Regions from separate parts of the Mus musculus genome. Here all the other regions are linked to region 5. The links are chromatin loops, found by intact Hi-C in ENCODE. Cell type or tissue: left cerebral cortex. All regions are shown on one strand. Links, peaks and the distances in the headings refer to the core of each region. The heading gives the core; the rest is flanking DNA.

Region 1 (4,328 bases), core at 188-4,187, 150 kb after region 5:
TTTCAGTCCTTCATGGTGAAGAGGGTACCACAGAGTCACCATTAGGCAGACAGGAAGTACAGTGGTGCAGTAACAGGAAGTGCTGGTGCAGGAACAGGAAGCTGTGGTACAAAAGCAGGAAGGGCAGTGGTGCAGTACCAGGAAGTACTGGTGCAGGGACAGGAAGTACTGGTGCAGGGACAGAAAACAGCCAGTAAGGCAGGATAGACAGAGAGAGAAGGTTAGGGGGACATCATGTTATTTATTCTAGCATGTAGATATTTGCTATAATGGTTGCATATATAGAGATAATATTCTTTTTATACCCAGATGTTGGAATAAGAACATTAACACAACAGTGAATCATGTTTAATGCCTAAGTATGGTGGTCTTTCTACTTTCTCACCTGTAAACCTACAGTTTTCCTAGAAATCTCACCAGAACCCCTGTTTACAGTAAAGGTCGTGTCTTACCTGCCTTGTATAACATGTGACCCAAGAGTGTCATCTTCTCAGTTTATCGTCCTGAGGATCCTTACTAGCCACTTTCTACTCTCAAGAGGAAACAAGGGGGAAACGGTTTCTAGCAACCCACTGAGATATAACTGGACAGCCAAGACCATACCTAGGCCGATCAGTGAGCTACTTACAGACAGTTGTCCTTCGAGAAGCCCACTTTTTCTTTGAGAGCATCTCTTGTTACTGACCCTGCACTTAAATCTATGCTAAAAACTTCCTTTTAAGAAACCCAGCTCTACTTCATACTAGCTTGTTCTGAAATTCTCTTCTGTAGTGCAGTCAAGGGCAGGTTGCTGGTGGCATTTCTGGGTGACGTTTTGCTATACCACCAACACCATGACAAAATATTCTCCAAGGATGTGGATCTTGTGGCTTCCTCCAGTCAGGCCCCACTTTTCACAGTTTTATACCTCTTAAGTTTTTTTTTTTTTTTTAATTAAATCCATCAATGAGTCAAACCATTCATCATGTCAGAGTCCTCATGACCCAATTCCTTCTAGAAACTTCCTTACAGAAACATTCAGAATGTGCTTTGATAACTTTCTAGGCATTCTCGATCCAATCAAGATTAACCTGGTGTGTGTGTGTGTGTGTGTGTGTGAAGAATCCCTACACACAGAGCTCAGAGGTCTCCACAGTTGGAGTTCTCAGCATGCATTGCTTGTGAATCAGGAGAATTAATTCTGGCCAGAGAATGACTGATCTGGAGATAGACTTGAGAGATAAATTGCAAAGATTTCCTGAAAGTGAAAATTTAAGTTTTTTGGTTGACTGAGCAAAGCCATGGTCTCAATAAGTAGAAAGTGGAATTACTCTACCTGTGCATGACATATGTCATAGAACACAGTGAATGGGGTCTGCAAGGGGACAGGAACATGTCCTCCAGATAGTCCACAAACATTCCTCATGAGAAAAATTGGGCCAGTTCTTGGTCTTTTTCCATGAGAGAAGATGTTCCACACCCAAGAGAGATGTCGAAACAGCACTGGCCGAATAACATTCTCTTCAAGTCCTACCACCCCTGCCCCTCTACCCTTTGCTCCAAATGTGCAGGAATCAGTGGAATCCTGGGAGGCAGAAACAGAGAAGGGGGGAGAACGGGCTGCCCCCCACTTCCCAAACATAGGTTCTGAGCAGAGAAGAGAAGACATTTTTAATTAAGGGACTGAAAGTTTGATCTTAAATCTGTCTGGATTTCCCAATAACTATAAATAAAATTGTTTTGTTATCTGAAGTGATGGGTGAAGCAGGGGATCTGGCGGAGCTGCAATTGGGAGATAAGAGGGAAGAGAAACAAGAGAGGTTGAAACAGTGGAGGAAGAAAACCAAAGGATCCTCCTCAGGGCCGCCATCTTTAAGGCAGTGAGTGACCTTGGCAGTCTGCACACACTGCAAGGCGTGGGGACACCAGTAAGGGCTGTCCTGAGATAACTGAGACAAGACTGGGGCTCAGAGAAAGGCACCCTCATGCTGTACACTAGATGTCTACATCTCCACCCTGCTACATTTGCATCGTGCTCGCTGGCTCCTGTCGCACCATTTCCCCAAGCTTGCTCTCCTCCATTTCTAGGTAGTTCTTAAATTTTATTTTTGCTTTCTTAGATTCTGCAGGTAACTAACTGGAAGGCATTACCGGGTGGGGGTTTCTCCTCAACCCTTTTCTTCGCCAGAGAAACAAATCAGCCAAGAGGCACAAGTAAAGCTGAAATTAATTTAACCAACGTGACAGGACATTCCAGAGACAAGTAGGAGTGGGCTGACCTGAAAGGGGGCAGGTGGAGTAGAGTCTCTTTGGGTTCTGAATGGTTTCTTATTAAAGTTTATTAATATTTATGAAATACATGGCATATTTGTGGAAGTAAGGTGGCCTTTCCTCCTCCTGCTGCCCCAGATCATGATGGAGCCAATCTCCCTTTTAGAATTCTTCCTCCCGTGATCTTTTTCAAGACACGGAAAGGTAGGTACAGGGGTGGGGTGGGGTGGGTGGGTCAAAAATCACAGTGGAGATGACATTAGAACAGCTCCAGGCACTCTTGGGGGTACAGACCCTTTGCTAGTGCGAAGGTGATAGCTGAGAAAACCTCTGAGGTCTGGGATTCACACATAGCAGGAAAATCCTACAGGCAGATTCAACAGTGTTTAACCACAAGGGGAATTCTTAGCATCAGGAGACAGAGCTACCAGGACACAGCTGCAGTTTCCATGGTTACCTGTTACATAACGGCTTACTTAACAGGCCCCAAGGTGGTGCAGTATCTCTCTTAGCAAAATGCCTTCCACTTTGAACTTAGTTGTCAAAAATAGCAAAACTGTTTTCTCGTTAATGACTGAATGGTATTCAGTTGTGTATACACAGAACAATTTCTCGGTCGACTTACCTGTCAACTGCACGCAGATGCCGTGAATAGCACCAAACGTGGATACACTTAGGTGTTATTTCATTTCCTTTAGTCACATACCCAGAACAGGAGTGCTGGACCCACTGCTGATTTACTTTTAGTTTTGTGGGAACCACCCACGCTATTTTTTTTTCCAGAATGGGTGCATTAATTTCCTAATTTCTAAGTGTACAGATGCGGGGAGGTTCCTCTCTGTTTAATTCTGGCAGTCCAGTCTTGCCATGAAAGCCAGGCTTACTTCATCTTAAAACCCTCTCACCCTTAGCCTCTTACATGTCCCAGGCGTTCCGGGAACTTGATCACAGGTTCCCTTTCCTCCTCGTCTTCACCAGTCCTTCCTGAACTAATGAAACACTAGGACCAGAAGCAAACTGGGGAGGAAGGAACTGATCTGGCTTACATTTCCACAGCACTGTTCATTGTTGAAGGAATTCAGGACCGGAACTCACACAGGGCAGGAACTTGGAAGGAGGAGCTGATGCAGAAGGCATGGAGGGGTGCTGCTTAATGGATTGCTCCCCATGGCTTGCTCAGTCTGCTTTCTTATAGAACCCAGGGACACCAGCTCAGGGATGTTGCTACCCACAATGGGCTGGGCCCTCCCATATCAATCACTAATTAAAGAAATTCCCTACAGGCTTGCCTACAGCCCAATCTTATGGAGGCATTTCCTTAATTGGGGTTTCCTCCTCTCAGATGATTTTAGCTTGTGTCAACTTGATATAAAAATGAGCCAGCATGTGTCCCTTATTGTCATGTTCACGGCCACTCTGCCAGGTGATTTGCAATTCCTGGATCATAACAGATGTTATCACCCAGGAAAGCTCTACTTTTTCCTTCATGCCTTCTATCTTCTGAAAATTAGAATTTTAACCAATCGTCTGTTAAGAAATAAAATTCATCATCTATAACCACAGATGTTCCTAACTTGCACTGATAGAGTTTAAGGCAGTTTGCATACATTTAATATAAGACAATATGCTATATATAGTATACATTTATAATATGCTATATATTTAAGGGTATTCAATTAAGGAAAATACTGTGTGGGTTCTATTATTAAAATAACCCCCATGGACTCTTAAAGTCTAGATTGGGTCCACCGAGAAGCTGGTCTACAAGATCCTTGCTGACACAGTGGGTCCATAAGTAGTTTAGAGTTTCTATTATGTATCTTTTAAGGATTTGATCATTTGCTCTGAAGTTTAATGTAGTGGGGAAGATAAAACTAAGGAGGTAGTTAGAGACCTATTAAGCACTGGACTATATCCCCACTGCTGTGTGAAATCAGAAGAGGCTTGTGCCGGGTGTGGTGGCGCACGCCTTTAATCCCAGCACTCGAGAGGCAGAGGCAGGCAGATTTCTGAGTTCGAGGTCAGCCTGGTCTACAAAGTGAGCTCCAAGACAGCCAGGGCTACACAGAGAAACCCTG
Region 2 (4,328 bases), core at 65-4,064, 91 kb after region 5:
TCCAGTCTATTGTGGGCTGTACCATCCCTCGGATGGTAGTCCTGGGTTCTAGAAGAAAGCAGGCCTGAGCAAGTCATGGGAAGCAATCCAGTAAGCAGCATCCCTCATGGCCTCTGCATCAGCTCTCTGGCCTCCAGGTTCCTGCCCTGCCCATGTTCTAGTCCTGACTTCTTCCAATGACAGACTATGATCTGCATGTGTAAGCTGAAAAAGCCCTTTCCTCTTCAACTTGTTTGGTTTTTGGTCATGGTATTTTGGCCCGGTAATAAAAACCCTAACTAAGATAAGCATATCAAAGCAAAGCAAAAACAACCTTAGTGCTCTGCGGATGGTAAACTCCTGGACCAATCATAGCTGTTTCAAAAGCTGAAGCAGGAAATCATGAACTAGAGGCCAGCCTGGTCTATCAAGCAGGTTTCAGGCCAGCTTGAGATGTCAATCAGTCAATGAATCAATCATTCAATCAATCCTTAGACACAGAAGTGCTACAGTCTCCTGTTCTTTCTTCCTTTTTGGGTGTGTTGGGGCGACGGGGTATAGGGAAATAGGGAAAGCTTTTTTTTTTATTTTTTAAATTCCTGAACCTGGATGTTTCATTTGGAACAGTAGGTGATAATGATGGTGATGATACACACACACACACACACACACACACACACACACACACACACACAGAGTGATTCACTGACCCCTAAACTCCAACTGGTCATGTTGCATATTTTTGGTTAAATATTTATGATCTGTGTGTGTGTAAGAGACAGAGAGACAATGTGTGTATGTGTACGAAGCATGTGTGTTTATGATGTATGTGCATGGTTGTGCACATATCTATGACACTGTTTGTGTACATGTCAGAGGACATTTCACTTGATGAAAGAGATTTTTCTCTTGTTTCTACTGGGACTACAGGAATTCAACCAACATGCCCAGTTTATGGGCTCTGGGGATGAACCAGGGCTTCATATATGCTGCTAGGCAAACACTCTACCAATTCTACATATCCAGCCAAGAAAAATGCTTTAAAGATAAGTGTACACACACACACACACACACACACACACCAGCAAGAATGACACCAGGAACAAGTCTTGTCAAGACATATAGCATGGCTCTCTCTTGATAATCTCAGAGCCTGTATCCACCCACTGTCTTTTCCTTAATAAGCCACAGCTTTTCTTGACAAGGACTCTCCCTGCAGCTTAAGCCAAGATCCTGGCTGTATCAGAATAGAAGTCTTTGGACCCCCCCAGGCAGCTGACAGCGAGGGGCAGTGCCTTCCTCTGGCAGTGAATTTCCCCTGGAAGGGGCTGCTTACCCCATCAGTTGCAGCAAAGCCTGGCCTTTCCCTATTTGCTGCTTTTAATGCCACCCTCCCTACATTGTGACAATTAAATGTCTCCACCTATTATCTCTGTGCTCCAGTGGGAGGGTGAAGGTTGGCAAAAGTACTCCCTGTCTGAACACACCCCTACTCAATGGAAGACACCCCAGTCACCCCTTCCCCCTCCCCTCCTCCTCTCTGTTATGCAGCCCAGGCTGGCTTCCCTCACTTCAGCCTCCCAGAGAGCCTCGGACTACACATGTGTGCCACCACGCCTGGAAGAAGAACTATTTCTAAATCTGGGACAAGAGTCCCCTGGCAGGAGGAGGAGGAGGAAAGCCACCTTCCAGACAAATGCCCTAAAATCTTTTCACCAGAGGTAGTCGGTGCCTAAGGATTCCCGTCCAGTCTGCGGTCGTGAATCTCCGCTTCAGAGAAGCCCTTGGTTTTTGATGTTTTGCTCTTTCTCTTTTAGGTGTTTCTCACTTCTTTACTGGAAGTACTTGAAAAGCTCCTACTGTACTGATGTAGAGAGAAGAGGATTGCTGTATTTTTGGTACTCAGCAGGGCCATGGCCTGAGACAGAGGCAGATGGGAACCTAGGGAAGATGACGGAATAGGTCCCCGACCGCTCCACGCTCAGTGCTGGCCTGCTTCACAGCGGCAGCTGGCATCCAGCTAGAGAGCGCGTGCGCAGTAATCTGTCTGAACTTTCAGATCTGGGTTCTTTAAAACAAAGAGTGTATTTAGAGTGCCCACGTAGTACATGCGTGTGTGTGCGTGTGTGTGTGTGTCCACATGTCACAGTGTGCAGGCGGTGTCAGAGGACAACTTGTGGGATCAGTTCTCGCCCTCTCCCATGGGTGCTCGGTATTTAATTGACAGCAAGCGCCTCTGTAGGCTGAACCATCCTGCCAGCCCATTTCTGAGGATTCTTTTTTTCTTTTTTCTTTCTAAATAAAGCAAAGCGAACAGAGGAGCTTAGGAGAAATCATGGGATGTTTAAAAAACTTAGTTATATTTGCTTCTGCACCTTTCAGGCAGGCGGTCTGGAATTCTTCTCCATAGGAAATCCATCCCTTTCTTGTTTCCTCTTGAGGACCCTATGAGGAAATAGCTTAGCAATTGAATATGAGCTTAAAAAACTTACAAAGCACGGAACCTTCTCTCTCTTCCTCAATGAAGCACTTGTACCTCATGAACTCCCACAGCAGCCAAATTGAGGGGAGAGAAGGAAGATGTTCTTTTATAATCAGTGCTTAAAATATTTGGGTTAGGGCTGGAGAGATGGCTCAGCAGTTAAGAGCACTGATTGTTCTTCCGAAGGTCCTGAGTTCAAATCCCAGCAACCACATGGTGGCTCACAACCATCTGTAATGAGATCTGATGCCCTCTTCTTACATATAATAATATATATAATAATAAGAGCGAGTAGGGCCTGATTGAGCAGAGGTCCTGAGTTCAATTCCCAGCAACCACATGAAGGCTCACAACAACCATCTGTCCAGCTACAGTGTACTCATATGCATAAAATAAATAAATAAATCTTTACAAAAATATTTGGGTTAATGTACTTTGTGTGTGCTAACCGTTCTCATTGAAAAGCTGACTTCCTAGGACGGCTGGGTTTCTCCTCCCCTCTCTTCCCAGGATTGGGGTGTCTATGGAAGGGATAGATTGTTCCTTAGTGGCACTGGAAGGCTGGTGTGCTGTCTATGTGTCCGTGTTCCTTGTGACAGCTGTCTAGCCCATCCGTTTGGTGTGGCAGGTTGGTACCCCCTGGGATGCGAGAGGATGGTGATTCTGCTCATTCGTGCATCCTGCTGGCAGTGACTGTAAAGTCTATAGTTGTGTTCTTTTGGCTTGGTGAAGATGTCCTTTCTGACCCCACGGCAGCTATACTCTACAGAATATAATTCTTTAATAATAGGGCTGAAACATTGAAATCATTCCTTGATCTGTGGGTTGCAGGGTGGATATTATTATATTTTCAGGTACAGATACAGTCTCTCCATGCAGTTCCATTCTGACCAGGAAAATTATCAACGAGCAGTATATATTTTAAAAAGAATCTCCTATCGCCCCGATTTTCAAATATCTCTATCTCTATATATGCCTGAAATACCCAGTAATCCATGCTGCTGTGTCCGACAGGCTGTCTCCACACCTGGCCACTCTTTCCAGAAAGCACAGGCAGGGTAAGTGTAACAACATTCTTCAGGGTCCCAGAACTGTCATCAGAGCACCTAGTGAGTAGCCTTGGCTTCATCTTTCGGTGACCAGCGGTGTCAGCCCTGAGCAGGAGGCAGCCCTGGCGTTTTGAAGGCCAGGCTTTGCCTTCTCCTATCCAACCACCACAATGTGATAGAAGGCTGTTTTCCGGATACGGAAGACCATTCCTGCTGACCGGATCTTCTGGAGAGCAGGCTGCAGCTTTTTGACACAACCTTTCACCTCCATGTTTCTGAAGGAACACTTTCACTCTCCTCCGGCAACTGTTCCTTAAACAGCTTGACAGTAAACCCTGTCACCGGCTTTCTGTCCTTCTCACTTTCTTCGTTCATCTTTCTCACTAGGGGGTCATCACTTCCAGCTGTTCATTTAGAGTAAGAAACGTGTGATTACTCCTCTTACCTGAAACCTAGAACACACTGTAGAGTTGATAACTGGCCTGATTTCAAAACCCTGTGTCTGGGAGAGAAGAGAGGCCTGAGGACGGGGTGGGGTGGGGTGGGGGTGGTGGGGGTGGGGGGGGGTTGGGGGGGACACGGGTCAGGGTGGAACAGTCGGAGCTCACACAGATTTAGCACTTAAGTTAATTCTGTGTGGCTTGAGTGTGTCCCCCTCTGAAATCCAAGTGGCCAATGCCTAGGCCTTTAAGGGGTGATTAGGTCTTGAGGGTTCCTCCCATCATTAATGAGGCCCTTTCAAGGCGATTTCTCACAACACCCAGATCTTCCACCCTCCCATCTTTTGTCACACAGACATATAGAATTTCCCCCCTCCT
Region 3 (4,328 bases), core at 207-4,206, 250 kb after region 5:
CAGTGGAGTGGATCAACATGAGCTTAGAGTGCTACAGAGAACAGAGATGGAGAAGTGATGCCAGCCCTTTGGAGGAGCCTAAGATGTTTGAGATGCCAGAGTCATGGTCTATCTGCTAAGAAAAGCTGCTAACAGGGAGTGGTACCAGCCCAGGAGAAAGAAGTTTGTTGCAGTTAACAAAGATGAAACAGGAGCTGGATATCTGAAGACTGCTTTGACATCAGACATGGAGACGCAGAGTTTGGAGTTTTTAGCTGGTTTCCTGTCTTGCTTTGGACATTACAGTTAAATGACTGAATCTCAGAGAGACTGAACTTTGGACTTTTAACATTGTTGAGACTGCTATAGACCATGGGGACTTTGGAAGTTGGACTAAATGTATTTTTGCATTATGCTATGGTTAGGTATGGTCATCATAGATTCATATGTTTGGACAAGCCTATAAGGGCCAGGGGTGAAATGTGATGGTTTGTATATGCTCAGCCTATGGAGTAGCTCTATTAGAAGATGTGGCCCTGTTGGAGGAGGTCCGTCACTATGGGCATGGGCTTTAAGATACTCATCCTAGCTGCCTGGAAGCCAGTATTCTGCTAGCAGCCTTCAGATGAAGATGTAGAACTCTCAGCCCTTCTTGCACCATGTCTGCCTAGATGCTGCCATGTTCCCTGAACCTGTAAGCCAGCCCAATTAGATGTTGTTCTTGTAAGAGTTGCCTTGGTCATGGTGTCTATTTACAGCAGTAAAACCCTAACTAAGACAATGCTTTGCAGAAACCAAACAAAGTAAAACAAAAACAAAATTCAAAGAGCTTAAATACTCACCAATTAAAAAATAAAACAGAGGAGGTAAGAAGTACTAGAGAGATGGCTCAGTAGTTACAAGCACTAGCTCTCTTCAGAGGCCCCGGCTTTAGATTCCCATGCCCACATGGCAACTACAACCATCTACAACTTCAGCTCCAGGGGGTCCAGCACCCTCATCTGACTTCTGCTGGCACTAGGTACAGAGCATGCACACTCATAAACACAGCAACAATAATAATTCTAAAACGAAACAAACTAAATGTGTTATCCAAGGATGGTGTACATCATTAATCCCAGTACTCCAAGGGCAGAGGCAAGGAGATCTCTGTTAGTTCAGGAGCAGCCTACTCCTCACAGTAGGTTCTAGCCAAGCTGGTCCTACACAGTGACTCTGTCTCATAAAAATAAAATAATAAAGTGGGTTAATAAATTGTGACACAAGCATAAGCTACAATAGCATATGCCGTCTGCTTCTGGGTCAAACAGCATGCGTGAGTCACAGAAACAGAACATCAACTATGAAAAGCCAGTTCCCAACATATTACATACACTCCGGTACAGTGCTTAAAAACCAGTGTTGACAGGGCATGTGCTTAGCATGTGTGAGAGGGGGGTTCTGGATTTAAATTTTAGTATCAGAAAAAAAAATGTGTAAGAAATAAAAAGCAAGCCAAGCTCAACAGTAAAGGCACCTGCCACCCAGTGTGATGAGCCACATTCAGGACCCACATAGTGGGACAAGAAAACTGATATACACAAATCGTCCTCTGACCTCCAAATGCATACTGTGACCACATGGACGCTAACACACACACACATACACACACACCCTGAGATACATATGTAATTTTAAAAATTTAAAATTTAAAAACAAATCCTTACCCCTTCTCAAGCAAAAAAAAAAATCAAAAAATAAAAGATTAAAAAACCCACAACATAGTCATCATGTCTAGGGAGAGCCACAAGCTAGAGAAAAGGAAGCGATTACAGCATGTTTGTGCATTTCGTTAGTACACACAGGCATGTGTTTAAGTAACTCCACTACATACACAGGAAAACAGTTCTGCCCACCTTTCCGTCCCAGTGTTTACGTGCTTCTCCAAAGAAGAGCCCAAAGTGGAGAGACCTCATGTGCTCCTGCCGGTCTGGCATTACAGGCCTGTGTCTCCATGCCCAGCTCTCAAGCAACCTCTTTTTCAGACTGCTTTACAGTAAGACAGAGAGCCCATCTTCCTGTGTGTTTTGTCTCAACTAGTTCATAAACATTTCTCTTCATAACACAAATTAGTAGTGCCCTACAGGAAGTCTATAACAGTGCAATATCTGAACAGAGCTTAAAAAGTACAATGACTTTGTTGTTGTGTGTTTACACTGGCACAACTGATAACTATTTGCTAAATAAGTGAAAAGCTATTTGGCAAAGGAATCATTGTGGCAGCACAGCTTCTTAACAAGTGACTCACCTGCCAATGGTGACACTACAGTGCCCCCTGCTGGCTCCACTTATAGTGCATGCAGCTGCTGGGCAGCTTCTCCCACTGAACAGCAAGCACACTGGCATAACATAACAGTTGCTAACAGTTACTGTGCCAGGTAACCGATCACCCTCCCTACACCCTCAGCAACTCGTCAAACTTTAAAGGCGTTTGCAACTTCTGGCATTTCTCTTCTGCTGCATGGAAGCTAACATAAGATACCTAGGTAATCTGCAAGTCCGCCTGACTGCCCTGAAGATTTGAGCCTTTCTTATATAAAATTAAGGTACTAGTAAGATTTAGTGATATCTGTAAGGCGTTTTAAGATTTAAAAATATTCTTGGAATAATAAAAAATGTGTACAAAGAGATTTATGTTCTTCTACTTTTGTTTTCCACTACCTGGTAATATTGCGTGTAATATGTATCATATTGTAAGAACGAACTGCTGTGAGTTAAAAGAAATAGTGTATTACTTTAAATTAGCTTTCTATAAAAAATTAAATATTCTTTCTAATTTATTTGAGAGAAAAAACTAACACAGACCAAAGATATATATACACAGATATACATATATATTAATTATAGAAATTATGGCTTTGTTACGTGACCATGTAACCACATTCATGTCACCATTTGCCCTCTCTTTAGAACAGCACCTGAAACCTCATTATGAAGAACTTTTGCCATTATCTTGCTCATTCCCTTTCTTTGAATCCCCCCCAAATGAGGCCCAGAGCACAGAGATGGCTTGCAACAGTGAGGTGACTACTAAATATAAATACAAACTTTGAAATTAGTTTCAAATGTGTCTGTCATTCAATAAAAATCAAAACCTCTGTTCAATTTATGATGGAATAAAATTGTAATTACTCTGTTAGGCTTTGCTCTCAGTGCTTAGCATAGTACTAGCAGTCCTCAGTGGACCGTGCTTCTGCAGAGCCGAGCTTCAGGCTTACCCTGGAGGATCAGGGTTTAATGAACTGATCTCGGAAGCACTGTTCAGTTCAGTGCTGCTATGATTTCTAATGTCAGCTGCTCCCGTCACTGTCTAAATGGACTAAAACCATCTGAGGTGGCATGTTTTATTTGCTGTGCTTATTCAAAAGCCACCACAATGTCCATCCCTATCCAGAAAACAACAACAAAACCAGCAAAATCTGTTACAGTAAATTGAATATAATTTATCTTAAAGGGTTTCTAGATCTCTAAAATAAAACATGCTTTCATAAAAAGCTCCAAAATACAAACAAAAATGACAATCCAATTACTCTATTAAAATTCTATAAATGAAAACACTTTCTCAGTTTCAAAAGGCAGTAAATAGGTCCCTTTTTTTAAGAAGGAGGTCTTACTAAATATTGAATTAGCTTCTAACTTAGTGGTTTCTCAACTTTCCTAATGCTTCCAAAATACAGTTTCTCGTGTTGTGGTGACACTGGCCATAAAATTATTTTTTCTTTTTAAACCTATTTTTTTAAAAAAGATTTATTTATTTGTTTGTTTGTTTGTTTATTTATTTATTTATTTATTTATTTATTTATTTATTTATATGAGTACATCGTTCCTGTCTTCAGATACACCAGAAGAGGGCATCAGATGGTTGTGAGCCACCATGTGGTTGCTGGGAACTGAACTCAGGCCCTCTGGAAGAGCAGTTAGGGCTCTTAACCTCTGAGCCATCTCTCCAGCCCCCATAAAATTATTTTCATTGCTACTTCATGAGTGTAATCTTGCTACTGTCCTGAATCTTATGTAAAGCTCTTGCTTTCCGGAGCGTGAAGGGGTGGTCTGGCCCTGCAGGGTGCAAGCCACTGCTCTGGATGACTGTGATTAGGTACAGACTCTGTGGCTCACACAGATCATAGCAGCAGGTGAACACTGGTCACTGAGCATCTCACAAGCAAAACTGAAACACTATTTTTCATTTGTAAGTAACACCAACAATATTATTGCGTCCTTAAAACATGACATTCCAACGTTAGCTACTTACTTGATGGCCCAAGGACATCTTTGCTATCACCAAGAAGCTTTTAAGGCAGAGGAATTGA
Region 4 (4,328 bases), core at 231-4,230, 78 kb after region 5:
CCCCTTTATTTGCTTCTAGTGAGTTCACTGGTTCTCCACCGTCCCAGTGCTGTGAGCCTTTAATACACTTCCTCACGTGGTGACCCCCCAACCGTACAATTTTCATTGCTACTTCATCTTTGCAATTTTGTTACTGTTATGAATTGGAATGGAAATATCTGATATGAAGGCTATCTGATAGGTGGTCCCCGGAGAATCGATGCCTACTGGAAAAGCTGTTACTTTTCAGGAAAGCTGGACAGAAACACTTTGAAGGTGCACTATTGGGATAGTTCCCTGCGTTCACGGGAAAGGTAATGAATGAATTGTATCCCTGTTATTGCCAACAGCACTAAGAAAAACGTTGTGAGGCTCGATGAAGGCTTTTAGCTCAGTGTAATCTTCTCAGCTAAAGTCTCTTAGCTTTGAGGGGAAATGTATTATTAATTAAAGATGCTACCTAAAAGCATGTTCCAACCACTCACACCAACAGGCCAGCCTGTACCTTCCGAACCAGCCACAGATATTTTATGTTGGGGCCTTCCTTAGCACCTCTTTTTTGGTTCTTTGTTTTCTCTGTGATACAGTGGATTTATGAACACAGACAAAAAGCTGTTTCACACTCATGGTGTATTTTTTCCATTCATTTCTTTGGAATCTGAAATACAATTCCTTGTGTGCAATTTTATTTCTAATGTAGAGAAAGCAACATTTAGAGACAATAACAAGCTCACCACTTGGCTCTCAGGCTCCATTTAGGCGTTGCTGTTGCTTTGAGACGGAGTTCAGTATGTAGATTTTGTCTGGTCTAGAACTCTCTATGAGGATCAGGCTAGCCTTGAACTCACAGAGATCCACCTGACTCTCTCACCCAAAAGCCGGAATTAAAGGCATACACCACTACCGCTGGTGGTAATTTTGTTCTTTAGGTTTGCAGAAAGAGAAAGTGGAATTGGTTGCAGCTGCTATGGAAAGGGTAGTGGAAGGTGGTAGGGTGGAAAGCCGGGCTGTGGGTTGAGCGTATGTAGCTGCAGGAACAGTTGTGTTCCTCGGCTACAGTTACTGCTCAGTTTCACCAACCATCAATCCTTCCTACTTCGCCTTTTACCCCAAAGCAGTCAGTGGTAGCATTCATACGGGAAACAGCCGTTGCGACTTTCGAAGATGTCACTGTTGTGAGGACTCTCTTGAGCATGCCTTGGTCTTGTTTGAGGTAGTGTTCGTCTCTGAAGATGTGCAGCTGGGACAGCCCCCATGTTCTATCCTCAGCACTAGCATCCAGGCAACATCCGTGGTGTACAATGCTCCATGGGTCCTTCTGTCCCCTTCAGTGCTGTCACAGTGAAACCCATTTTTAAATAAATAAATGATTGAAACAAATAAACAACCAAGTGAATATCAGCATGCACACAGGTCTTCGAAGGATGCTTAACATGCAGAACATCAACGAAATAGCTCATGCCTTGCTCGGCAAGCATCAGGACAGTGACCGCAGCTCTCTTGGATGCGATCGCGGGTACAGAACTGGTACCAGCAGTGTAAAGGTTCAGCTATCCTGGTAGTTTAGAATGCTTTACTCTTGTGACCCTGAATGCTTTTGTTAGAGGATGGGACAAACAGGTATGGGTCTCAAATGACAATATCCCTATCCTCAGATCTTAAGCTACCTGAGAAGACTCGGATTCTGTACTAGGCATGGCTGTTCTTGGCCAGACTCTTTCTCTCCAGCGGTTTCCACCTGGATCTTCTTTTCCTCACCAAGCCTTGGTGTTCTTTCATGCAAAGAGAGGTAATGAAAGTGCCTAGCTTGAATGGCCCTTGTGGAAATGGATATGTTATAAGCAGTGGTATGGTACGCAGCCTTTAGCAGAGGGGGCTGGAAAACATTAGTAGTTATTATGTACTTATATCTCACACAGAGTAACTGACTTCTCTTTCTCACTATTCATCACAAAAGACCACACTCAAGAACCCGGCAAATTGCAAGTCACGGTGACACACGATTATCTGAGATTACCTTCAAAAATGTCTCCACGGAAGTTGGATCAGTGCAGACACAAGTCCTTTGATTGGTACAGACACAAGTCCTTTGCTCTCTGTCCCTATAGCTATCCCTTCTGTTCCCCCTTTTGTGTCACCGGGCTTTCTTGTCAACCTCGGTAACCCACTGAACACAGCAACTGATAGGTACCCCTGTTGCCTCGGAGATACTTGATGGCGTTGCGTGCTTGTTTCTTTGTACTTGCTGCCAAGCTGAAGAATGATCATCACTACCCTTGGTTCTGTGCCGGCTTTGGTATCTATAAATATGAGAAAAGGCATAGAGAAGATTTGGGAGAAAGTCATGATTTTAGAATATGTGACGATCGAGCTTGCAGGTGACAGAAAAATCTCTTCCGGTGGGTAGGATGGCTGTCGATGAAGATTAGCAAGGAACACACTCAGAGGCACAGTAACCAAGCCTGAGAAATACCCTGTCCATAAGCTCTTGAAGGTATCCAACACTCCCACCCACCCCACCGCCACCTCCGCACAAGCTCTAGAACCTAGGCGAGGAGGAATTTACAGAACCCAGATGACTCTGAGACGAGCCATCACCTCCCACTCCAGCTCTGACTTCAGGTCCCAAGAATAGCAATGGGATGGAGTCCTAGTATAATTCCGGACTTTAGATTGGCTTACCTAACCCGAGTTTTGTCTTGCTCTGAGCAGTGCCCAGCTCTCCGAGGTAGGACCAGGATCCTCCTTGTGATCTCTAGTCACTTGTCTGAGACTCTACGTCATGACGAAACTCTCTGACGTCAACTGCCGTTTGGCACAGACTCCGGGTCCTTGTATCTTTCTTCCTCACCTGAACCCTGCCTCTTCGGGACTGCTGTCGATGACCCTCGTTATCAGTTCACCCATCCTACTCACCAGAGCTGGGTTTAGCCAGCCTGGCAGAAAACCCATTCTCAAGTCTGACTCAGCTCTTAGTTAACGAGTACTTATGGCTCCCTGCTCCTCTCAAATGTTCTTGCCAGTGTCTACCAAGTGTCTCCATAGACAAAAGTCTTCACGACAATCTATCATGTACTGTATGATAAGTATCAGCACTTGATAAGCCAGAAATCAAGTTACCCATAGGGAGCAAGTGGCTGGATAAGAACATAGAGTAACCACAGAAATCAGGAAACACAATGGACCAAAGGTTGGGAAGAGGAATTGTAGGCTACTGTGGTGGATTAGATATGCTTAGTTCAGGGACTATTAGGAGGTGTGGCCTTGTTGGAGGAAGTGTGTCATTGTGGGTATGGGCTTTAAGGCTCTCCTCCTAGCTGCCTGGAAGCCAGTCTTCTCTTAGAGGCCTTCAGATGAAGAGGTTGAACTCTCAGATCCTCCTGCACCATGCCTGCCTGGGCACCAGCATGGCTCCCAATGGACTGAGCCTTTGAACCTGTAAGCCAGTCCCAATTAAATATTATCCTTGTAAGAGTTGCTTTGGTCATGGTGTCTGCTCGCAGCAGTAAAACCCTAATTCAGACAGAAACAGATTATGTAAAGTGGGAAATGGAATAACAGGGAGGGAGCTCCAACTGGGAGAGAAGCAAAAGACATCAATCAATCCAAAAGGAGAAGGGACAAGGGACACATCACACCAAGGTTGTTTGAGAAAGATTCAAGGAATCACATTATTTATGTTTACCTAAAATTATATGTAATATATAAATACATTATATATAGTGCATATATACATCATCTAAATTTATATATATATGGAAATTAAGCCACTTCTTGTGGGGAGTATAGTCCCCACAAGAGTCACAGACTAATAAAAACTCAAAGACCAGTCACCTCCATTTGAATGGTTGGCCAAGGTAGTTCAAGTGACTCCAATAATAATAATAACAATATGTATTTTAATAATTTATTATTAATAATAAACTGTTACTTTAGCTCTTGATTGCCTCTCAGGGGTTGAAGGTGGGCCCCTATTGTTGAAGACACTGGACTCTTGGACACAGAACTTAGATGGTTCTAGCTGAATCTGATCTGAAAGTCTCTTTCCTGTAGTCTAGCTTCTACAGTTCCAAAAATACTATGCAAACTGCCAAGTGAAGGAAGGAAACAAGTCTGACTAATTGAACTTAAGGCCCACTCAACAGGGGAGAAGTCATTCCTGGTACTGGAAACCCAGCTTCCTGGGGACCAGTGAGGTCATAGACCATAGAAAATAACTGACCACCACCACCTTGCTAGACTAGCATAAGCACTTACTACAATCTCCATCTTATCCTTATACTGTATCCATATGCTTTCCAGCAAATGGAGATGGTCTAAGGGTTATTATTGCTGTGATGAAACACCAC
Region 5 (4,328 bases), core at 112-4,111:
GATAGACACTTCAACCATAAACAAGTCTGAAGATAAGAATTCCAAGACCACTGAAACCTCCCATTTACTGGTAGTTTTAAAATTAAAGGTGCACGCCTTTAATCCCAGCACTTGGGAGGCAGAGGCAGGTGGGTTTCTGAGTTCCAGGCCAGTTTGGTGTACAGAATGAGTTCTAGGACAGCCAGGGCTACACAGAAAAACCCTGTCTGGAAACCACCACCCCCACCCCATCCCGCCCCCCCCAAAAAAATCAAAAAACAAAAAAATGTAAATTTTAGGCACTCCTCTAATCCAAAGTATTCTTTGGATATTAAGTTTGGGAAGGTGTTTTGATGGCGTCTATTTTCAAAAGTGGTAAACTTTATGTTGGCTCTCCTGAAATTAGAGGTGTTGGGAAAGTCTTTAAAACGTTTCTCATTTTGGAATTTAGAGACAGGAGACAGTCTGAAGTAGTTAGCCCTGGAAGATAGCCTGTATGCCTGGTGCATCCTTTTAGTCTGGGAAGCCCTGCCCTCTGGACAGGACCTGTCTCCGCCCTCCCTCCGATGCCACTCCTGAGATCTTTACAGAAATGTGGCGCACTGAGCTTGGTCAGTATATTATTAATGCCTTGTTCCACCCCATGGTCCTTCCACTTCATCCCTAGTGAGAATTCTGGGGGGAGGGAGGGGGTGCTGCCTGAAGGGAAGAACCACGCTGTTGGTCTATTAAACTCGAACCCCACTCCCCACCCCCAACAAGCCAGCCCTTCTTAGTTTTCGTCTCAGAACCATCTGGAGGTTTAAGGAGACTAGGATTAAGTCTCTCCACACAAATATACCCCGGCCACGTTACCCATCGAAGTTCTAACTGTACCTGTGAGACACAAAACAAGATCTTTTGTTAAAAAAAAAAAAAAAAAAAAATAGCTAGGCTGAACGCTTTGCACGTGTTAACCCCTTATAACCCTGGCGGTGGAGGCTGCTCGCCCCTCCATCCTCCCATCCGCTAGCACAGTTCCCTCCAGGAAGACCCAGGGAGCCGGTGAGACCGTGGCGGGACTGGTACTCGTGGCGACCCCTCCTCCTCCTCCAACTCCGACGGAGGTGTCGGGTGGGCCCCGGCAGGGGTCTCCGGCCGCCCGCGGCGCGGTCCCCACGTGCCCCGGCTCCTGCGCGCCGAGGCCGCGCGGCCTGCACAGCCCCTCCCTGCGGGCGGAACTCGCGCGGCCACCGTTCCTTCCATGTCCCCCATCCCCGCGGCCCGCCTCGCCGGGGTTGCCCTCGCGGTGGGCTCCACCGAGGCAGAGGCGGCCGGGCGACCCAGGGCGCCCCGCGGCGTGGCCTCCTCCTCCTCCTCCGCTCTCCCGCGGCCTCGCCGTCCCGCGCGCCCCGCAGCCGCCGGCGCTCCCCGGGGTCCCTCAGGCCGCATGGCCGCTCCGGAGCGCTCACCCCGCGGCCTCAGCCCGACACCTCGCAGGCCCCCGCCACCCGGCCCTCCCGGCCCCCAGCCGTTACCGTTCCAGGAGGCTCGGACGCGGAGCCGGGCGGCGGGAGCTGCGCAGGCAGTGACTCAGGGCGGCGGCAGCGGCGGCGGCGGGAGGAGCAGGAGGCGGCGCCGCGAGCAGATGGCGCTAAAAAAGACCCGAGAGCCCGCCGCTCGCGCTCATATACAATTAGCGTCAGCACGTAGGGCTGCTCCGACGCCCTCCCCCTGGCCTCGGCGTTGCGTAGCAACGGGAGCGGGAGGCGGGCCTGGGCCTTGTTGCCTGGTTACAGAGCCGTCCTTCTTCCCCGGCACCTTAGGCTTCCCGCCTGTGGCGGTCTTGTGCTCGCCATCTCTTCTCCCTTCTACGCTGCGATGGAAATCCCAATCCCACAGCGACGACCCATAGGTCCCGCTCCTGGTTCTCCTTGCCCGCCTGGGTTAGGGACACAGCCTAGTGGCAGGCTTGCAGTATCCTGGCTAGGATTCCCATCCGCATCCAGACCTAATCCCAGCACGCCTCTCCCCTCTCCCCACCCCCTTCTCCTCTGAAACCATTTTCCCACTCTAGCTGAGAACTAACAACTCTTTTCTTGTGACCACCGCGGCAGCGTCTTCGGCTGGTTTTGCTTCTAACTCGGGGCGCCTCTACGCCTTTTAGGGTGTTCCACATCACGTTTACCTGATACACAACCCTTCATCTCTGCTTTAGTTCATTTGATGGAAGTAAAGAGCGTATTTTTGCGTATTACTGCTTTATAATGAAAATAATCAGCATACCAATTTTTCATCTTCCTGAAAAAGTAAATCAACCCTTAAGCTCATGAAATCTTGCAGCTATTTTTCAGTTGACTACAAATCACCTGTTCTGTTAACTATGTTTGGTGCTTTGGGGTTTTGTTTTTTAGGTAGGGCCACAGTGAGGCCCTGCAGGTATCAGATTTTAAATCTTTCAGAGAGTGGCTATGTGCCACAATTTGAGATCGTCAAATCAAACAGCTGTGCTCCAAGTGTGGTCTTTATGGTGGGAGGTTAATCTGTCTATAATACTAAGGCACTGTCTACATTTTACATTCCCATCCTCCCACAAGCCTTCACTGGAGTCTTCCAGACACTACAAGTCGTGAGATAGGGCAACATTGGAAATACAAACAGACAGACAGGAGAATCTGGTTATCTGTTGTGAAATCAGGCATGGAAGAACTTGGCAAAAAGTAGTATGTGCATACAAAAGGCTATGTGCTAGTATTTTAGTGAAAGAATAACTACTCTTTGAGTCCTTTGGATGTAGCTCATTTGGTAAGAGTGCCTGCCTAAGATGCATGAAGGCCCCAGGTTCAAACCACAGCATCACATAGCCCACACATGGCTTCATTTCTGGAGTTGCACCCCTGCAGAGATAGAGGCACAGGGATAAGGAATTTAGGGTCATAGAGAGTTCCAGGTCAGCGCGGAATATTTAAGGCCCTGTAGCAGAAAAAAAAAAAAAATCACTGTTAATTTCCAACAAGATAACTATCAGTATCTGGAATGCACACAAAGGTCTCTGGGGGAAAGTGGAGTGTGGTGTCACACACCAGTTAAGCCAGAACTCTGGAGATAAAGACAGGAGGATTTTCAACTCTACTGCAGCCTGGCTACGTAGTGAGACCCTATCTTAAAGCTAAGCAAAGCTTTTGGACTTGTCAAAGGTTTTTTGGGGGCTTGCTTATTGGTTTGTTTGTTTTTAAAGGAAAGATCCTGGGACATCTATTAGTTTCCCTGAAACTTTAAAATGTCTGTAATTAGCATTAGTCAAGTTGTTCAAGGTCACATGGGAAATCTAGGATCGAATCCAGAACTGTTCAAATGATCACCTCCTTTTGCCAAGTCATGGAATTCACGTTTCGGAAAAAAAAATGTCAAGCCCAGGCCTCCATCATGAAATGAGTTGTGTGGCAGCCAATATCAATACAGCAGCACCTAGGAGAAAAACCTGGGTGTGTCTGTGAGGGCGTCTCTAACTTGTGCTCGTTGAAGTGGGAAGTTCCTCTTTTGGGTTGGTGACATCCATGCATGGGCTGTCTTGAACTGAATAGGAAAGAGAACGCAAGCGGAACACCAACATGAACTGCCTTTTAGCTCTTGATTAGATGCAATGTGGTGAGTGTCACCATGTTGTCCCCGATGGGAAAGACAGATTGCACCCTCCAACTCTGAGCCACGGCAAATCCTTCCTTCCTAACGTTCTCTCAATTAGGCATGCTTTCACCGCCATTTAAAAAAGGAAAGCAAGTTGGGACCGAGTATTTTGTCAATTGAATCCAAACTTACTCATAACTCACTCTTTTTTGGGTATCAAACCACCTCTGTTCTAAGCGTCACTCTCTATTTGTCATTTGCTTGCGGAGACAGGACCTCGCTATGGGACTCTAGCTGTCCTAGAACTTAACTCCCTATGTAGAGCAGAGATCAGTAGGCCTGTGCCTCCCCAGTGCTAGGATTAAAGGCATGAGCTGCCACACATGGTTTAAAATCAGCTCTTAGTAATGAAAACCAAAAACAAAACAAAAGATCTTTACTTAGTTATACAATCAGTATTGCATTCCTTATTGTTGTATTATGGCCAAAAACAAAAAGGAAAAGAAAAAAGAAAATGGTGTTGATACTATAAATGGTTTGATAAAGTGTCAAAAACCATTCTGTTTTTCGTTCCTTCCAAAAGGTGAGTTAAGTCACCCCCACCCGCCAGCATCAACCCTTTTAAAGAATTCCTGGAGGTGGTGGTGATTTGCTCCCTTGGTCTTTAGGAAGTTCCAGTCATGATGACAACGTGCGTGGCATTGTTATTACTTTCTTTTTCAGATTTGATTCCTTTCATAGTA
Region 6 (4,328 bases), core at 124-4,123, 310 kb after region 5:
TTAGTAATTACCCAAACCAGATTGAAATATACTAAGACCACTCAATGTTTAGCTAAAACTTGCAATTTGTCCTTTAAAAACAAACATCTTTGTGTAATGGCACATTATGTAAGTCATAATTGTACCACTATTTCCAAAGTAAGATGAAAGAAAACATCTTTTCAAAGGATTGCATGGGTATCTCCAAAGCATATTTTTAACTCTCAATTCCAAAGTGAATTCAGAAGCAAAAACCATTTTACCAAATATCTAAATCTTATGAATGTGTTAAGAAACATTTCTTAGCTCCAAAAATGTAACAAAAGCTAGGCACAGTGGAATACATGTGGAAGTCGGGAGGCTGAGGCAGGAGGATTTTGCCATGCCGGAGCTACATAATGAATACCATGGCCAGCTAGGCAACACAGCAAAACCCTATCTCAGAAAAGAAAAGCAACACATAAAAATGACAATTCTAAATGAACAGACAGACCATTTGCACAGACCACACATTCAGTAATGAGCACAACTCAATGCAAGGAGCAAACCATGTCCAGGTTTAATTAAACAGCATTTCTAGGCACCTCTGTGATCTCTGGGGCTCAAACTGTTCACATGGAATTTGACCGCAACAACGTAATCTCCATAATTAAAGAGCTTTAGGAAGGTCTTAAATTTCATCTATCCCCTTTGCTAACACTTTGAACAAGCACACTGCAGTCATTCTTGCTACCAAAAGACAGAGTACATACTTGCTACCCAAAAGAAAGAGCAACATGTTAGAAATTAGTTGGTCTTTTAATAGAGTGCATTTTAAATTGCATGGCCTTTCCCTTCCTTTTATAAAACCTGTTTTTATAAAACCAGCATTTTAATAATCTCACTGCAAAACAGGTTCTAGCAAGCACAGCAACTGATCCCAGTCTCTCGGCATGATCAAATTTAGATGAAACCCCAGGGGAAGAGAGAGCGTAACAAGCAATTTACCTATACCTCAATTGTTCTCTGGAATTCTTCAAGAGGCAAAAACTATTTTAAATGGTTATCTTGAAAGACCTTTAATTGCACTAATTTGGGGCTGCACTAATTTGAGGTTGTTTACAGTGAAATTACTTTGAAGAATTCCCTGCTAACCCAAGGTATTCTAATACTACTGTTACTTAAGTCTTCCAGCAGCAAAAAGGCACAAACTTCATTAAGTTATTGAAAGCAGATATGCTATCGTCAGATAAGTGTTCCCATCTGTTTAGAGACGAACCCAAGTTAACTTATTTCAGACGGCATTTAGTTAAAATGAAATTAGGTTATGTTTCACGACGCAGATGTCGCTCACAAAGAAGTGTTAAATGACTTTAGTGAATGGAAAATCTGCATCTACTGTTGCTTCGCATCAGCCGGTCTTGAGTGGGTTGCTCAATGAAGCAAAAGCATGCTCCATATGAAACTCCCTGGAACCTGATTACACTCTCCACAGCTTAGCCGCAAACAAAACGTAAAAAAAAAAAAAAAAAAAGTGCAACGAAGACACCGCCTTTTCTCCAGTGTGGCAAGAAGGCCAACGGAGCTGAGGTTTAAGGAACACCGCGACAGTCTCTGCAAAGGCGGGTGCGGTCCGCCTGCGAGCGGCACAACCTCTTCAGGGGCTGTCACAGGAAAACCCCAAGCCTTGCCTTAACCGCCCGGGGCGACAAAGCGCCAGGTTTTCACCCCCTGCGCGGGGGGCTTCCGGCGAGCCCCGGCGTCGCCCTGTCAAACTTCGGGAGGGGCAGACACACTCGGGACCCGGAACGCCGCCGAGCCGCCCCCGCCCCCATCCCAGGTCCCCACTGGGCTTTGTACCGCTGCAGACGCACCTACCGCGGGCCCCAAAAAACACGCCACCCCCGCCAGCCCTGCCAATCTCCCTCTCAGAAGGGACAAAGGAGAGGCAGGAGGGGAACTCGCGGCGCGGGGTACCCACGAGTGCCCACAGCCCGAGCTCAGAACGTAGGACTGAGGGACTACAGTCACCCCAAAAGGCACGACTCCGCTGCTCCCCAACACCGGGCTGAGCGCCACTCACCGATGCGGAGCCCCAGAGGAGGCGGCCCGCAGGGAGCAGGCTTCCGTGGGATCACAGGGACGCCGGAGTCCGGGGCCTTAGTGTCCGGTGGGACCCCCCCTCCTCAACTTCTCTCGGCTGCGGTCGCCCGCGGGAACTGAGAGCCAGCCCGGACGGAGAGCACAGGCGAGCCGCGGCGGGGGCTCGGCCCGGAGCGGCGAGCGAACTCGGGCTCCTCCGCCCGCGGGCCAGGGCGGAACCTCTTCCTTCTCTACCGCTACCGCTCTCGGCGGTGGCCGAGTCGAACGCCGCTGCCGCCCCGGCTGCCGCTGCCGCTGCCGCTGCCGCTACCACCGCCGCCCAGCTGGGAGCGCGTCGCAGCAGAATGCTGTCATCCGCCCTGACACCGCCTTTCTGGGCGCCGCGAGCCGCCACCAGCCTTCACATCCCAAGGCCCGCCCCTCTCGCAGCCCCGCCCCCAGCCCGGGCCTGGGCCACGCCCCCTTCCCGTCACGTGACGCCGCAAGGAGGCGGTCCCCGGGTAGCTTCTGCTGGGCGGGCGCGCAGAGGCAGCTGCTGGCAGCTCGTGGTGATGGCGAGCTGTCATGTCACCTCCCCTCCGCTCCCCTCCCCGCCCTCGAGGTTCCCTCTCAGGAAGCCCTGGGGTGGAGGGCCGGCTACCCGCAGGTCTCTGAAGTGCTCGCTGGGCAGGACCCGCCTCCCGACCTCTGGCCGGGCCCACAGAGGAGGCTGCCAGGAGAAATTGGGGCTTGAGAAGCAGCCAGGAGTCCCTGCTGCCTAAGTTCCAATGACACGTTCACTGTGGTGTCTCATTAGCTGTTGGCCTCACAGGAGGTTTGAGATGTAGACTTCAGTCACGCTGGGATGAAAATAGCCTAGCAGGCTTTCTTGTTATTGTTCCTAGTCATGTTCAGAATCCTGGGTGCCAGCTTTTACAGTCATGAAGTTTTACAGTGAGGTTGGTGACGGTTTTAGCGACGTGGCAAGTTGATAGTACCTCTCAATTTGAACAGAAAGCCTAATTTAACTCTTCGGATTTTGTTGTTGTTGTTGTTGTTTTGTACCTCAACTCTTGGCTTTTTTTGTTTTTTGTTTTTTTAACCATGACCCCAGAAATCCCTCCCCATCCTGTGGAGAGGAAAGGGGCAGAACTCATCACTGGAAGAAAGCCAGTTACAATACAGAAGAAGAGAAAAGCGACCTAACAGTGCAGAAGGAGGAATGAGCTGCCTCTAACAAGGCCATTCTCTACGATAAAAATTCAATTCCTTATTCCTTTATCCTTCTACTCTGGAACCAAGAATTTTTTTTTTAACTTTACACAATTTCCATTACATTTCTTGACAGGAAATCAGATGACATTCTGATCGTTTGGATACTTAAGTAGGCCATAGGATTCTGCCTGTTACTGATGTATTTCATAGCAGCTCTAAAAAATTTGCAGACGTGGCCATTTTGTTGCCCAAAGAAAGAGCAATTTACTGCTCAGTTAAATAATGCCAGGCCGCTGATCTTTAAAACACATCTTGATGCAGCTATGTTAACATTTGAAAAACAATTAGATTTTGTCATGAAGGACTGTTCCAATGAGGGAAAGATTCTGCCACATTCTTCTGTTAAGAAACCTAAGAAATTATATTTGTATTTTACATAAACATAAGGGAAGTTTATTGTTTTCTTGTTTTGTTTGTTTTTCTTGCTTGATTGTTTTGTTTTGTTTTGTTTTTCAAAGAGACAGGGTTTCTCTGTGTAACCCTAGATGTCCTGGAACTCCTTCTGTAGGCTATGCTGGTCTCAAACTCACAGAGAGCTGCCTGGCTCTCTCCTTTCTGAGTGCTGAGGCAGTGCAAGGCAGGAAACATTGTTATGTGATGGCGGTAACGTTCCAGTTTATCAGCAGATTGAAATGTCACTTATCTGAAGCAATGCTGTTTTTTTCAGACTAACAAAAGCCAATGTCATTTTTTAATGAATTGGGTTTTAATGAGATATAATCTAAAAGATAAGAATGCATAATATCTAAACCAAGCAATAATCAGTTCGTGGGAGGCTGGAGAGATGAGGCAGTCAAGAGTACCTGTTCTTGCAGGTCCTGGTTTCTATTCCCAGCACCCATGTGCTGGCTGGTGGGTCCAGGAAATCCCACCTCTTCTGACCCCCTCAGGCACAGGGCATGCACATGCAAGCAAAACACCCGTACACATAAAATAAATCTTTTTTAAAAGTTACCTTGTGAGTAGCTGGCCATAACAGCCCATCTCTGTAGAGTTTAAGACCAGACTGTTCT
Region 7 (4,328 bases), core at 227-4,226, 53 kb after region 5:
ATAACAGTGGCAAAATTATAGTTATGAAGGAGCAACGAAAATGATTTTTATAGTGGGGGGCGGGGTCACCACAACATGAGGAACTGTGTTAAGCAGTCTCAGTATTGGAAAGGTTGAGAACCATTGGTTAAGAGCCCTTCCAGTAGACCCGGGTTCAGCATACACACGGAGCTCACCATCACCTGGAACCTCAGGCTCTGAACCTCTGATGGGCCTTTCTGGCCTCCAGGCATACCTTATGAATGTGGTGCACAGACACGCCTGCAGGATGCATGCAGGTAGACACTAAACATTAAAAGAAAAGAATTGGAAGGAACTGTAGGGTTAGTATTTTTCCTAAGCTCTGCCCTACAGTTTCCTGGCAACAGTCAGGTGTGCCTGACTCACTATAAAAGGGGCTGCTTGATCTCTTGCCTTCTTGCTCCTGCTCTGTCCTCACCCCTTCCCCCCTCTCCTCATTCCCTGTCTCTCTCTCTCCATGTGCTCATGGCCCGCCTCCTCTTCTCTCTCTGTCTCTGTCTCTGTCTCACACACACACCACACACACACTCTCATTTCTCTGCCTCTACGCTACTACACCCTTAATTCCCCTCCCCATACCCTGAATAAACTCTATTCTATACTGTACCATCATGTGCCTGGTCCCTCAGGGGGAAGGGATGCCTCAGCATGGGCCCTGGAGGCACCCCTTCCCCCCCCCCCCACCTGACTACACCTCCACCAATATTTCTTCTCTCGTTATCTTTTTATAAATACAACATGTAGTTACATTGATCCGTGCACTAAATTAATACAGGAAGCAGTGGGCCCAGGTGATTCCCCAGAGACAAACAAAACAACACAAAACCAAGATCCAGGGTGTTAGGTGCAGTGCCCAGGATTCTGCACTGAAGTTCTGTGTTAGTAACTTGCTCTTTGCAAAGTTTAGATTTTTTTCAAAGCACATAATCTAGTGAGGTATGTCCAATGCAAACATATCACTTTAAAGGTGAAGTACTGCAGGCCTCTTATGGGTGGTGGCTTGCTGAGTGGCACAGGAGTAGAGCTGAGGGCAGAACTCCAGTCTTAATTTCTTAGGTCAGTATTCTTTGGGATACAGCCTCTGGACTTAGGTAAGGCAGCTTTTGCCATTCATAAGATAAGGTACACTGTTTCCTTTTTATGCAAAATAGAAAACAGGAAGGTGAAAAATTATCGTTTTGCACTTGCAAAATTGCTCCAGTGGATTTGAGATCTGGCTCCACACGGGCTAGCTTTTGAGGAGACAGTGAGAAATGCAGCCACTTCCTTGGTGTGGAAGAGAAGCGGGGGACACTCAGTGGAGGGACTGCTCAGTTTGGGTCCCCTGATTGTAGAGAAGCAGCCAGCAAATGCAGCGTCTTGCGTTGTTGATTGGTTAACAGCTCTCCTTGGACCGAGGAAAAGCCCCGCTTAAGATTCACAAGTTGGAAATCCTTCCGCTAAAATAAATTGTCTCGGCATTTTTTTTTAAAGGGGGGGAAAAAAAAGAAGACGGTTCTCAAAGCAGTTAGCGTTTATATGGTGCATAGCTGGAAATAATTATACGATAATCAAAGAATCTGGGTTGCCTGCAAATCATGTGCAAATCACAGAGGCAAGGGGCTTCAGGAAAGCAAGGGACCGTTCTGAATCTCAAAAAAAGACCACAGGGCAGAGGGACGCTGGAGGATCCCCTGGCTTCCTTCCGTTCAGTGGTAAAACAACAGCACCGAGAACTTTAGCAGGTCCTGCAATTCCCTGCCTCCCACGCAGGAGCCCCTTCTAATTAGGGCATTCCTCCCACTGCTTAATTAAATGCCTTCTTGGAGCAGCTTCAGATCTGACAGGGACAAATAATCGCTCCTTCCTCGGCTCAGGATGTATGTAGGTAATCTCGCTCCAGCTAACAAAAACTGGCCCGAAAACAGCAACGGAACCGTGAAGGGTTTTGGATACTGGGTAAGGCCTGGTCAGTGATGCCCAAGTGTGAAATGAACAGGAGGTATGAGCTCTGAGCATGCCACTGTTATGCTGGGCAATGTGACATGTTAGGATAGACTGTGTTAGGAGACAGCCACAACGATTCGGTGCTCAAGTGTATACAATGTTCTAGTTTCTTTCGGGATTCTTTATGTCTCCATTAGCAGCAGCTCAGGAAGAAAACGCCTGGGGTGGGGGTGGGACTGATTGGGGCTGAGACTCATGTGTGTTCACACACTCCACGTCTGTGACTCGTGACTCCGTGATCTTTGCTGGATGAAAACTGGGGCCATTTGTTATCTTATCTGCAGAGGGGATGGTGGGAAAGAAAGATAAAGGATTTTGAAAGTACTTTTCCAGCCCTAATGTTGGCTTATTTTACAGCTAAAATCTATACCCCATTAATTGGATTATTTAACTCCCCCCACACACACACCAACATCCAGTGGATTTTACAATGATGAGGTGTCTGTGGTCTGATATCCTGTAGTAAGGAGTAGGGTGTCCTGACTACTACCAGGAGTGGCGATTCAGGAAAGGATAAACTGTGGTGCAAGAAGGTCTGAGTGCTACAACTTAAACAATGCAATTCCTTCTTCATGTGAAAGAGTATCCACTGCAGGAAATCCAGAGCTGGCCCTGTGACATTATAAAGCCTTCAGAAGAAGCTCCATTGTGTTTGACAGTAAACCTCAAGCATACCATATGGCTGCTGGGGTGCCAACCATTACATCTGTATTCCAAGAACAAGAAGACACAGAGCACCTCTTTTTTTTTGAGATATACTTTTTTTTTATTAGATATTTCCTTCGTTTACGTTTCAAATGCTATTCCCAAAGCCCCCCCATACCCTCCCACTGCCCTGCTCCCCAAGCCAACCACTCCCACTTCCTGGCCCTGGCACAGAGCACCTCTTTTGACTAGGGAAAGTTGTTCTCTCTCTGGGCACACTCCTGCTGCTAAGACAAAAGGGAAGATGGGTGCCAGGCAGCTTAGCAGCTCTGTCACAGTCAGTGTCTTGGCAAGATTCCTTTGTTGAAGGTCACTTTCCTTCCCTAGCCCTGTGCATCCTTCTCTGAGAGGATGAAGACAGATGCCTGTTTCCCACACCCTGAGTCAAAGAGGGGAACTGTATTATTTCTGAGTACCCCACAGACCATCTTCCCATGTAGAAGTCACCAAAAAGCTTACTGCAGATGATGCCATGGAAAAGTGGTATTTTTAAAAGCTCTTATAAGAATTTTTCAATTTTGTCTAGGAAATAAACTAATTGCTGCCTTCCCTAAAACATCCCCAAACTGTTTTTAATGGCTTTCTCGCTATAAATAAGTTGCAGTGCTTAGCAACCAGGAACAGAGGGGAGACATATAAAGCTCTTTGTTTTTAAGATAACAGCTCTTCCCAGGGCTTGCATTAGGTGAAGGGACCTCACTTCCTGACACTGTTTTTCTGTTGTTAAGAAATGCTGTATTTCTCATTGGTCTTGGTTTGTTTTTAAATTCTAATCAAAACAAAATAAAACACGCATGGATTTTAAGAAGTTAAGATTAGCCGGGTGTGGTGGCGCACGCCTTTAATCCCAGCACTTGGGAGGCAGAGGCAGGCAGATTTCTGAGTTCAAGGCCAGCCTGGTCTACAAAGTGAGTTCCAGGACAGCCAGAGCTATACAGAGAAACCCTGTCTCGAAAAACCAAAAAAAAAAAAAAAAAGTTACGATTAGTTCATAGAAGAAATACTGTGTTGGTTGGGGTTTGTATGGCTGTAATGAAACATCATGACCTAGAAGCAAGTTGGGGAGGAAAGGGTTTAGTCAGCTTACACTTCCACATTGCTGTTCATCATCAAAGCAAGTCAGGACTCAAGCAGGGCAGGAACCCGGAGGCAGGAGCTGTTACAGAGGCCATGGAGGGGTATTGCTTACTGGCTTGCTCCCCATAGTTTGCTCGCTCAGGACTACCAGCCCAGAGATGGCATGGAGGCCAGGGACAACAGGTTGTCACTCGCAGAAGAGCTGAGCACAGAGTGGGATCCTCCGGGGAGTGAGGGAAAAGGGCAGGAGGAGAGCTCTGGCAGGTTACCGTGGGGAGGAAAGTCCTTGGCTTGCTCAGGAGGCTAGCTTGGTTTGGCTGACTTGGCTGCCTTGGTTGGCAGCCATGGCTGAGAGCGTAGGGAGGCCTTCTGGCAGGAGGTTAGATGCGTGGCTCTTTAGAGGGAAACCTGCTCCATTGCTCCAGCATGGTGGATCCCGATGAAAAGAGGCAGTCCATGGTTTTGAGGTGTTTATTGTAGAAAGGCAGAGAGAGGGGGGAGAGTAGAGAAGTAGAGGGCAGCCATGGCCATGTGGAGAG

What was found. Peaks named below come from ENCODE experiments on the same cell type or tissue, not always from the same donor. Only the 100,000 strongest peaks of a DNase experiment are listed, where the experiment ranks them.
Region 1: a loop joins it to region 5, with 3.0 times the contacts of the local background. A loop is called at or near these places in 18 of 42 quality-filtered maps.
Region 2: a loop joins it to region 5, with 4 times the contacts of the local background. A loop is called at or near these places in 4 of 42 quality-filtered maps.
Region 3: a loop joins it to region 5, with 3 times the contacts of the local background. A loop is called at or near these places in 12 of 42 quality-filtered maps.
Region 4: it touches region 5 in a loop (6-fold over the local background); 5 of 42 quality-filtered maps call a loop at or near these places.
Region 6: a loop joins it to region 5, with 2.6 times the contacts of the local background. A loop is called at or near these places in 4 of 42 quality-filtered maps.
Region 7: a loop joins it to region 5, with 6 times the contacts of the local background. A loop is called at or near these places in 5 of 42 quality-filtered maps.

The regions. Positions count from the first base shown.
Region 1 is chr10:111,316,551-111,320,878 of GRCm38, reverse strand. No RefSeq gene overlaps it. Among named protein-coding and RNA genes, the nearest start is that of Gm30095, 4.4 kb to the right of the region's middle. In left cerebral cortex, for the core only: a CTCF peak has its summit at 2,655; DNase peaks (open chromatin) are centred at 2,705 and 3,550; H3K27ac peaks cover 2,245 bases.
Region 2 is chr10:111,379,593-111,383,920 of GRCm38, reverse strand. No RefSeq gene overlaps it. Among named protein-coding and RNA genes, the nearest start is that of Gm30145, 3.5 kb to the right of the region's middle. In left cerebral cortex, for the core only: no CTCF peak of the experiment used is centred there; DNase peaks (open chromatin) are centred at 1,213, 1,574 and 2,083; H3K4me3 peaks cover 318 bases; H3K27ac peaks cover 2,367 bases.
Region 3 is chr10:111,224,651-111,228,978 of GRCm38, reverse strand. Osbpl8 (oxysterol binding protein-like 8) reads right to left here. Exons shown (of 24, transcript NM_175489.3): 3 at 4,271-4,307. Among named protein-coding and RNA genes, the nearest start is that of Gm51266, 41 kb to the right of the region's middle. In left cerebral cortex, for the core only: CTCF peaks have their summits at 2,296 (motif pointing left) and 3,912 (motif pointing right); a DNase peak (open chromatin) is centred at 2,295.
Region 4 is chr10:111,392,846-111,397,173 of GRCm38, reverse strand. No RefSeq gene overlaps it. Among named protein-coding and RNA genes, the nearest start is that of Gm30145, 17 kb to the right of the region's middle. In left cerebral cortex, for the core only: no CTCF peak of the experiment used is centred there; a DNase peak (open chromatin) is centred at 2,487; H3K27ac peaks cover 1,762 bases.
Region 5 is chr10:111,470,520-111,474,847 of GRCm38, reverse strand. It overlaps Nap1l1 (nucleosome assembly protein 1-like 1), which reads right to left and starts at 1,621. Exons shown (of 16, transcript NM_015781.5): 1 at 1,497-1,621. In left cerebral cortex, for the core only: a CTCF peak has its summit at 1,828; DNase peaks (open chromatin) are centred at 690, 1,080 and 1,705; H3K4me3 peaks cover 2,319 bases; H3K27ac peaks cover 2,146 bases.
Region 6 is chr10:111,162,910-111,167,237 of GRCm38, reverse strand. Osbpl8 (oxysterol binding protein-like 8) reads right to left here and starts at 2,436. Exons shown (of 24, transcript NM_175489.3): 1 at 2,042-2,436. In left cerebral cortex, for the core only: a CTCF peak has its summit at 2,416; DNase peaks (open chromatin) are centred at 1,573, 1,859, 2,046, 2,523 and 1 more place; H3K4me3 peaks cover 3,128 bases; H3K27ac peaks cover 2,345 bases.
Region 7 is chr10:111,417,317-111,421,644 of GRCm38, reverse strand. No RefSeq gene overlaps it. Among named protein-coding and RNA genes, the nearest start is that of Gm30145, 41 kb to the right of the region's middle. In left cerebral cortex, for the core only: no CTCF peak of the experiment used is centred there; DNase peaks (open chromatin) are centred at 1,385, 1,883 and 3,167; H3K4me3 peaks cover 912 bases; H3K27ac peaks cover 2,085 bases.